2 separate regions of the Mus musculus genome follow, and region 1 is linked to region 2. Evidence: chromatin loops called from intact Hi-C (ENCODE). Cell type or tissue: heart. All regions are shown on one strand.

Region 1 (4,000 bases), 90 kb after region 2:
AATGGAACTGGAAAATACTGTACGGAGTGAGGTAATCTAGCCAGGCCCAGAACGTCAAATACCGCCACATGGTTTCTCTCAACTGCAGATCATAGCTTGGAATTTTCAGATTTAACTTGGGGCATAGTGGATGCAGGCAAAAGGCCTTGGAAGCAGGAATGGTGAGCACAGGTGACATGTAATTTGGTGTTGCAAGTTTTAACAGGAATGGTGAAAGGTGAAAATGGGATACAGGGGAGAAGTTAGCAAAAACTAAGGAAGCTCACTACTGTATAATTAAAAACAAAACCAAAAAACTTTAAAAAAGACAGAACAGATACATCCATGGGTGGATAATGCCAACCCCAAAGCTCTGGGTTTTGAGTGAAAATCTTAGTACCAGGTAGTGGGCAGCTCCTGGTGTTGTTGGCTAGCAAAGCCACAGAGACCCTCAAAACTACCCAGGTTATGGCTGCTTCCCTCTGCTGCCCCAAAGAGTGGAATGATAAGACCCCCCTGCTAAAGCCACTACACACCTTGGTTGCAGTGATAGACGAGCCAGGCCAGAACAGAGTGGAAAGCTTCCTTCCCCCTGCAGGCTGGTCTTCACAGTGCCTCAAACTGCTATGCAGACAGATGGGAGGAAAAAACTTAAAACAATGATCACTATTAGTTTTGCACCACACACACACATTACCGACTTACAGGCTCGGGTGTTTCCTGGTGCAAAAGCAGCATGGCTGCTACAGAAACCACCAATTGACTTGGTTTGAACTGAGGTCCACTTGCAGGAGGAAGAAAGGCTCTGTCTATTACTATAAATTTGGACAAAATTCCACGATCAGGGAGGTAATGAACCAACTACTCTTATTTTATTAAATGGATATGACATACCTCAAGCTTGGCAGTGACTCTTTACGGTGAGGGCAGCTAATTGGGAGAACCATAGCTGATCAAGGTGCTGAGAACAAGAATGTGCTGACAGCTTAGCCTGGGTCAGGGAGCACCCAAGAAGGGGTGGAAAGAACTGAAGAGCTGGATGACTGCAGAGAAATGCCATGAAAAACTGTCTCAGAGACCAACATGGCCAGAGCTCTCATGAACTCACAATAACTGCAGCTGCCTGCAAAGGGCCAGAACAAGACTGGGAATAAACATCCAGCTATCTATCAAGGGGGGGGGGGGAGGCGCACGGGGCCCCATCCTGACCAGGGGAGCTGAGGCAGTTGAGGGCCACTAGAAAGGAGAAAGTCACTGCCTTTGATGATGTAGCTACTGCCAAGTTAGTTACTCATGCTCCAAGGGATAGCCTTACAACTATGTCTACAACTGTCTGGAATCCCCAAGCATAAACGAGACATTCTTTAACACGCCGCCTGCCCCAGTGCTCAAGGAGCAGAAAGACGGCTAGGATCCTGAAGTCAGGGAGCACTGCCGCTAACAGTATGATCCAGACACGGCAGGGCCACTAGACTGCAGAGCGCACAGCGGCTGTGGCTGTGTGTATCGACACGCACAATCACAGCAGCCAGCACGGCAGGCAGCACAGACCAGGTGAGTGGTGTTGGTGTGCTCACAGTCCCACCAGAGCTGAAGAACCACAGGCTGCTAGGGAAGGAGTCAGTTTTCTTCCAGGGTGTGCCCTGTAGGTGCAACAGTAGATGGCCCTATACCCATGAGCATGTGAGCAGTACTAACTGGACTCACCAGAAGTGGCGAAAGGAAACTGGGAGAGAAAACAAAGGACTGGAAGATAGACATGAAATTGGAATCGGAGACAGGACTAGAGTGAATGTGATCAAGACCCATCCTCTGCACGGATAAGATTCTCAAAGGATAAACAAAAACACACTCACTAAGTCAACTGCCCTCTTATACACCAACCATGTAAGGAACAAACGTAAAGGAACAAGGGACATATAAAAGTAAAAAGAAGGCACTCAGGAGGCAGAAGGATTTCTGAGTTCGAGGCCAGCCTGATCTACAGAGTGAGTTCCAGGACAGCCAGCGCTATACAGAGAAATCCTGTCTCGAAAAACCAAAACCAAAACCAAAACCAAAACCAAAACCAAAACCAAAACCAAAACCAAAACCAAACCAAACCAAAATTAAAATACCCTGGGATAATTACCTGCACTCTGATCTTGGATCTGCCATATACACACCATAGTTTCTTAATTTTGCAAAGATTCAGTTTCCTTATCCAGAGAACAGGAGAGATGGTAGTCTAGAGCTGCTGGGGATTGTTGTACCTCACCTTTTGATAACTAAATTTGTCCTCAACAACTTCATCCACACAACACACTGATCACTCTAGGCTCCACCCTCTCCTCACCTGCCCACTCCTGTCAATCCTCCCCACCGGCTCCCTTCCAGCCTTTGTTTTGTGACCCACCAAGCTTAACCAGGTGGTCTCTGAGCATCCGGGTGGGCTCACCTGTGCACGCATCTGAAGATGAGGACTTCCCTTCTCCAGAAGCATTCAGCAGGGAAGAGTGGGCCCTGATCTTCCACCATCTGTGACTCTTTCCAGGCCCGCTCTTGGGTATGTCCAATGAAAGCAACGGGCTGCTGGGATTCATGACTGCTATGACCTCCTCCCGCATGCACAGAAGAGAGCACTCTGCAGCCTTCTCTCTCTCCTCTTAGTCTTTCTATCCGATTTCCCATGATATTCCCTAAGCCTTCTAGGGGATAGTAAAAGTGATCTGGTTAAAGCTCAACATGCACTGTTTTGAACAGCCAAGAATCTCTGCATCCAACACTTACTGGCTGTCCTGGAGCTCAATCTGGAGACCAGGCTGGCCTTGAATTCAAGAGGTTCACCTGTCTCTCTGCCTCCTGAGTGCTGGGATTAAAGATGTGCATCACCACTGCCTGGCTAAACTCTGTTGCTTAAAACCATCCTTACACCTGAAGAAACTTGGATAAACAACACCCTCCCAAATTCCACCGCGGCACAATGAAGCATGCAGCTCTGAAAATCCCTTTAAAACTGAAGATAGTTTGTGTCACAGAAATGATCTTAACTTTACAAGTTTTCATTTACCAGGTGTATCCTTTCTTCCTTAAGAACCAGAATTACCATTCATAAATTGGAAACAGGGGCCAAAGAAGCCTCATGACACATTGGTAGGGTTAACTGTGTAAGAACAAATATAAAACAAACTATTTACTTATATTCTTCCAATATCTGTTCTGGCTAGAAGACTTATTAGAATTTCTCTTTTTTTAAAGATTTATTTATGTATATGAGTACATATTGTAGTTGTACAGATTGTTCTGAGCCTTCATCTGGTTGTTGGGAATTGAATTTAGGACCTCTGCTCGCTCTGGTCCACCCTGCTTCCCTCAGTCCCTGTAGCTGTCTTCAGACAGCACCAGAAGAGGGTGTCAGATCTCATTACAGATGGTTGTGAGCCACTATGTGGTTGCTGGGATTTGAACTCGGGACCTTTGGAAGAGCAGTCAATGAGTGCTCTTAACCACTGAGCCATCTTGCCAGCCCAAATTCAGATGTTTTAAAAATAGATTATAGTAGGATATATATAGTTTGATGGAACTAAAACGGAACATATTACTTAAAATAGAAAAATTCTGGGCTGGTGGCTCACAACCATCCGTAACGAAATCTGATGCCCTCTTCTGGAGTGTCTGAGGACAGCTACAATGTTCTTACATATAATAAATAAATCTTTAAAAAAAAATCTGAATTCAAGTGGCATGCTCACATATTTTTATTTATTTTCTTCTAGTATTCATGACTAGGCAGTGATGAAAGCCGGTGTCCCTTATTTAAATCTCTAGAAACTAACAAAAGATTAAACACCTTTAAGAAAGATGTGGGGATATGCAGAGAGAGAGAGAGAGAGAGAGGGGGAGAGAGAGAGAGAGAGAGGGGGAGAGAGAGAGAGAGGGAGGGAGGGAGGGAGGGAGGGAGAGAGAGGGGGGGGAGAGAGAGAGAGAGAGAGAGAGAGAGAGAGAGAGAGAGAGAGAGAGATGGCTCAGCAGTTGAGAGCAC
Region 2 (4,000 bases):
CTTAAAGTTTCCCATTTTCACTTTTTCCCTAAAGGATCGGCCACATGTACAGCGAGAAGCTTGGCATTCCCTTAACAAGCTGAAAGTTCTACCTCCTGTGCACTGACTTGTAGATGTGTACCCATGCACTGGAGAACAAGACGACACGGGGAAACACTGGTGACAAGTGAGTGCTGGGCGAGGGACCTCCAATATTGAAAGGACCATGGAAATGGGTGTCACTCAGAGGACGGTGAGGGTTTGTAACCAATCTCCATCTTTAAATTAGGGTCCAAATAAAAGAGATCAAGTTTAGTAAAGCATGCTGGTGTACCATTTCCTGCAGCAGAAATACCCACTCTGCCCGGTGCCCTACCACAGAACAACAATTGGCAACCTGAGGGGAGCCCGCAGGCTCTCGGGGCCACGGGCTGGCTCTTCGTCACCAAGTGCAGCAGGTTGAAGGCAGACATAGCTGTGGTATCTCCAGCAGAGGCAAAGGCAGCGGCAGAAGCTGAGTAGGAAAGAGGAAACAAAAACAACGAATTAAAACCTCAGGAACGGTAGGCACACTCATGGAACAACTGATGGCTTGGGTTGACCTAGGGCTAAGCGCACGCACAGTGCTAATAAACCATAGTGCGGCGGTTTCGGATGGACAGCTGACTCTCCCTGCCACTGTGAATTCCTGCACTCGCTGAGGAGGCTGGCTTTATCCCCAGTACATATGTGAGTGCAATCGAGGCTCGAAGATCCAAGGACACAGAGCAAACGTGGTGTGGGAAACGCTCATTTAACAGCAGAGCCAAAATGTGTCCTTACGTAGAGACTTGCCCTTTAAGACAAGGGAAAAAAAAAAAAAACAAAAAAACAAAAGATGAAGGACGACTATGAGACTTTGCTCCACAATCCGTTAACTTTGAAGAAGGCATAGGGAAGGTGCCCTTTCGTTTAATTCTATGATTTTTAACCTCTAAATAAAATTCTGGGAGTAGAACTCATGACCCAACATTGAAAGGGGTAGAAAATATTTTACTGAAGTCTTGAGAAATGAATCACGTAGAAGAATCCCCAACCTATACGATATTAAGACAAAAGTCCAGCTTGTGGGGTTTTCATAAGCATGCCACACAGGGCTGTGATTGGTGCGTAAACATCTCACGCAGGGCCATGATTGGTGCGTAAAGATCTCACGCAGGGCCGTGATTGGTGTGGACTAAGTTCAAATGAGATTGAAGAATACTGGGTGATTATCAATCTCTCGTGTTTTATTTAAAAACGCCGTGTTAAGTAACTTCAACTGCCTAATGTCCAAAGATGGAATGAAACTAATGTCTTGATCATTTCCTCGCCGCCACCCCCTCCATTCCCTACCCTGAAATAAAAGTCTTTTCCTGGACTCTCCTGACCCCCTTGAAGAGCAAACATGTGATAAACAGTAATCTATTTGACCAAGTCGCTCTGGAGTATATCTGACCGAAATCTGCTTGTATTAACATGCCTGAACTCTGACTTTCCCAAACTAAACTCACTACAGAAGCAAAACATTTTTGTGTTACTAACTGGAGGGGTTGGGGTGGGGGTGGGGGCTAAGAATCACAATGCGCAGCCTGAGAACCGTTAGACATAAATAAAGATGTCATTTTCACGAGTGACTGCGGAGCAGGCAAAGACTGCATGCCTTTGTAGCAGACTACTGGCTAATAAAAGATCAAAGGTCTATACCTCACAACGCCGTAAATAAAAATGTAAGTTTTTTTTTCCCCCTCCATGAGACCCTTCCCCATGAGGGATAAAGTATGTGCGGTAAATGTAATTACTTAGCAAAGCTGCGGCCTCTCAGTGCTCCCGCAGCTGACCATAAAATGCCTTCCTATTCCGTTTCATCAACCGCTGTACCAGGCGGCCTGGGCGCCTACGGATCACTGTGGCCATCTGGCTTGTGTCAAAGCCAGCACACAGGAAGCAAGGCAGTGACGTCACTCCGCAGGTCAGGCAAAGAACAAAGATGCCGGCTACAATTAAAAGCCTAGGACTGCAAATACCAGGGGCTCAAAGTGGCTGTGATTTAATAGTCCTTACTCGATCTTTTTTTTTTTTTTTCCCCTACCCAAATAGCCAGAGCGCCATCTAGTGGCAAATTGGTCTTGCCCAGTTTGGGGGCGTTTAAACTGCTTTGTTTCCTTTTTGGTGCTTAAAGTCGACCCTGGAAGTGCTATACTAACACCAAGCAGTGCAGCAATGGATAGAGTTACTGACACAGACACCTTGGCTTTTCGGATGTGGAAGAACGAAGGAACACAACCTGTCATGGTGTGAGCCACTCACAAATCTCCCGTGTTATAGGCTGGGCACTGATACAGCCTTAATTACGTGAATGCTCACAAGTATGTTAGAGAAGGTGGGCAAGTTTACAGAATGCTTGTGAAGTGCCCAGCACCCTGGGAATATGTGTCTGAGCCATGGACTGAAAGGCAGTTCTGCCCACCTGTGTCTGCATGCCCTGCTTAGCTCCGTCCAACAGAAGCACCCACGAGATGCGCCTTTAATGTGTCCGGTCCGGGAACAGGAGCATGGTAAACAATATTTTGGGACTGAGGTTTTGAGGGAAGAGAGGGAGGAGTGTGTATTTTTACACTTGCAATAGAAAACGGACCCTGACGACAGATGTAAAATACACAACCCATTCCCAGAAAGATGCCTGTCACCGTGGATGTGTGCTAGCTTTGTTGCCGGACTGCCTGGCTGGAACTCTGTCTGTCTCTGTAACTGCTTGTATGACCTTGGACAAGTTACTTACCTTTGCTTCTCCGACTCTAAAATAGCAGTTCAAAAGAGCAATTAGCTAAAGGGACCTCTCCTAGTATGTGGTATATGTTTTTTTAAAAAAAAGTTAGCTGTCAGATATTTGCTTAGTATTACATGAGCCGGAAAACATTTACGAAAACTAAATCTCCCATCAGTACATTCTGATCCTGGTTTCACCTCTGCTCAACTCTTCCCAGGTCCTCCCAGACCCCTCCTCCCCATCCATCTAACTCCATGCCTTCTTCCTGTGTTTCTCACCACATCCTATCCTGTCCCATGGCCCTGCTGGATGCACTGCTCACGGTTTCCCCAGAACAAGCCTCCGTTGCGAGTCCATGCTCTCTGATACTGTTTCCCACCATCTGCTGGTCACAGCATAGCTTTCCCAGCGCTGACCCTACAGAACGCCTGACGAGCCCCCGGCTCTCCTATGGCAGTTTTCAGGATACTGGTGTGGTTTGCACTCTTGCCTCTTCTAAATTAACGCTGCAGGGCAGGGAGGGGACCTTTTTGTATCTCACTACCCAGCACATGACAACCAAGCACTCAGTCACTTCCTGAGTAGAAGACTCAATGTAAATGATTAACCTATAAAACTGGTTGTTCTGGGCATCTCATTTCCAGTGTTGTCTCCCCCAGCTGCTTTGCTAATGGTGCTAAAAGGAATTGAAATCTGTGACAGTGTATGATTGCCAGCCAGGGCTGTAACAGGTGGGATGCTGAAAAGCACCCTCACTAAAAATTCAAAGATAATTCAAACACCTTATGATTTTCAAAGATTTCTACTTTCCTATCTAATACCCCGACTGCCTCAGAATTCTAACGTCCAGATCATGACTGAACTCAGTTTGCGAGTGGTTTTGGTTTGGGTCTTCTCCGACTCCCCCGTTTTCCTCTCTGCCCTGCAGTTGAACAATGTACTAGCAAGAGAGAGCATTACCAGGGAATCCAGAGAATTCACCAAGCTGATAATTAGTTCCAGATAGAGCTGACTGTACCCGTGGACTTGAAGTGTCAGCCCTGAAGGTCGGATCCCTCGCCAACAAATGCAAAGAACTGTGTACGTGAGGGGTTTTCACAAGCTGGTGAAATGCTCTCCCCCCAACGCCAAAAGCCGATTGCAAATTAGAATGTTGTCGAGGGCAATTTTTAAAAACATAACACTCAGATCTCACCACGGTCTTCTTTCTCTCCTGAAAAAAAAGGTGTGCTG

The links. A loop is a pair of places that touch in the nucleus more often than their neighbours do. Peaks named below come from ENCODE experiments on the same cell type or tissue, not always from the same donor. Only the 100,000 strongest peaks of a DNase experiment are listed, where the experiment ranks them.
Region 1: a loop joins it to region 2, with 2.0 times the contacts of the local background. A loop is called at or near these places in 1 of 42 quality-filtered maps.

What each region holds. Positions count from the first base shown.
Region 1 is chr10:120,960,452-120,964,451 of GRCm38, forward strand. The region is part of intron 1 of Lemd3 (LEM domain containing 3); the gene reads right to left. It overlaps Gm50589 (a long non-coding RNA gene), which reads right to left. Exons shown (of 2, transcript XR_001779658.2): 1 at 1-4,000. Among named protein-coding and RNA genes, the nearest start is that of Gm50589, 3.9 kb to the right of the region's middle. In heart, no CTCF peak of the experiment used is centred here; no DNase peak of the experiment used is centred here; H3K27ac peaks cover 220 bases.
Region 2 is chr10:120,870,659-120,874,658 of GRCm38, forward strand. Msrb3 (methionine sulfoxide reductase B3) reads right to left here. Exons shown (of 7, transcript NM_177092.4): 2 at 377-493. The coding sequence starts at 452. Among named protein-coding and RNA genes, the nearest start is that of Gm15910, 15 kb to the left of the region's middle. In heart, a CTCF peak has its summit at 2,116 (motif pointing left); a DNase peak (open chromatin) is centred at 1,923; H3K4me3 peaks cover 963 bases; H3K27ac peaks cover 3,519 bases.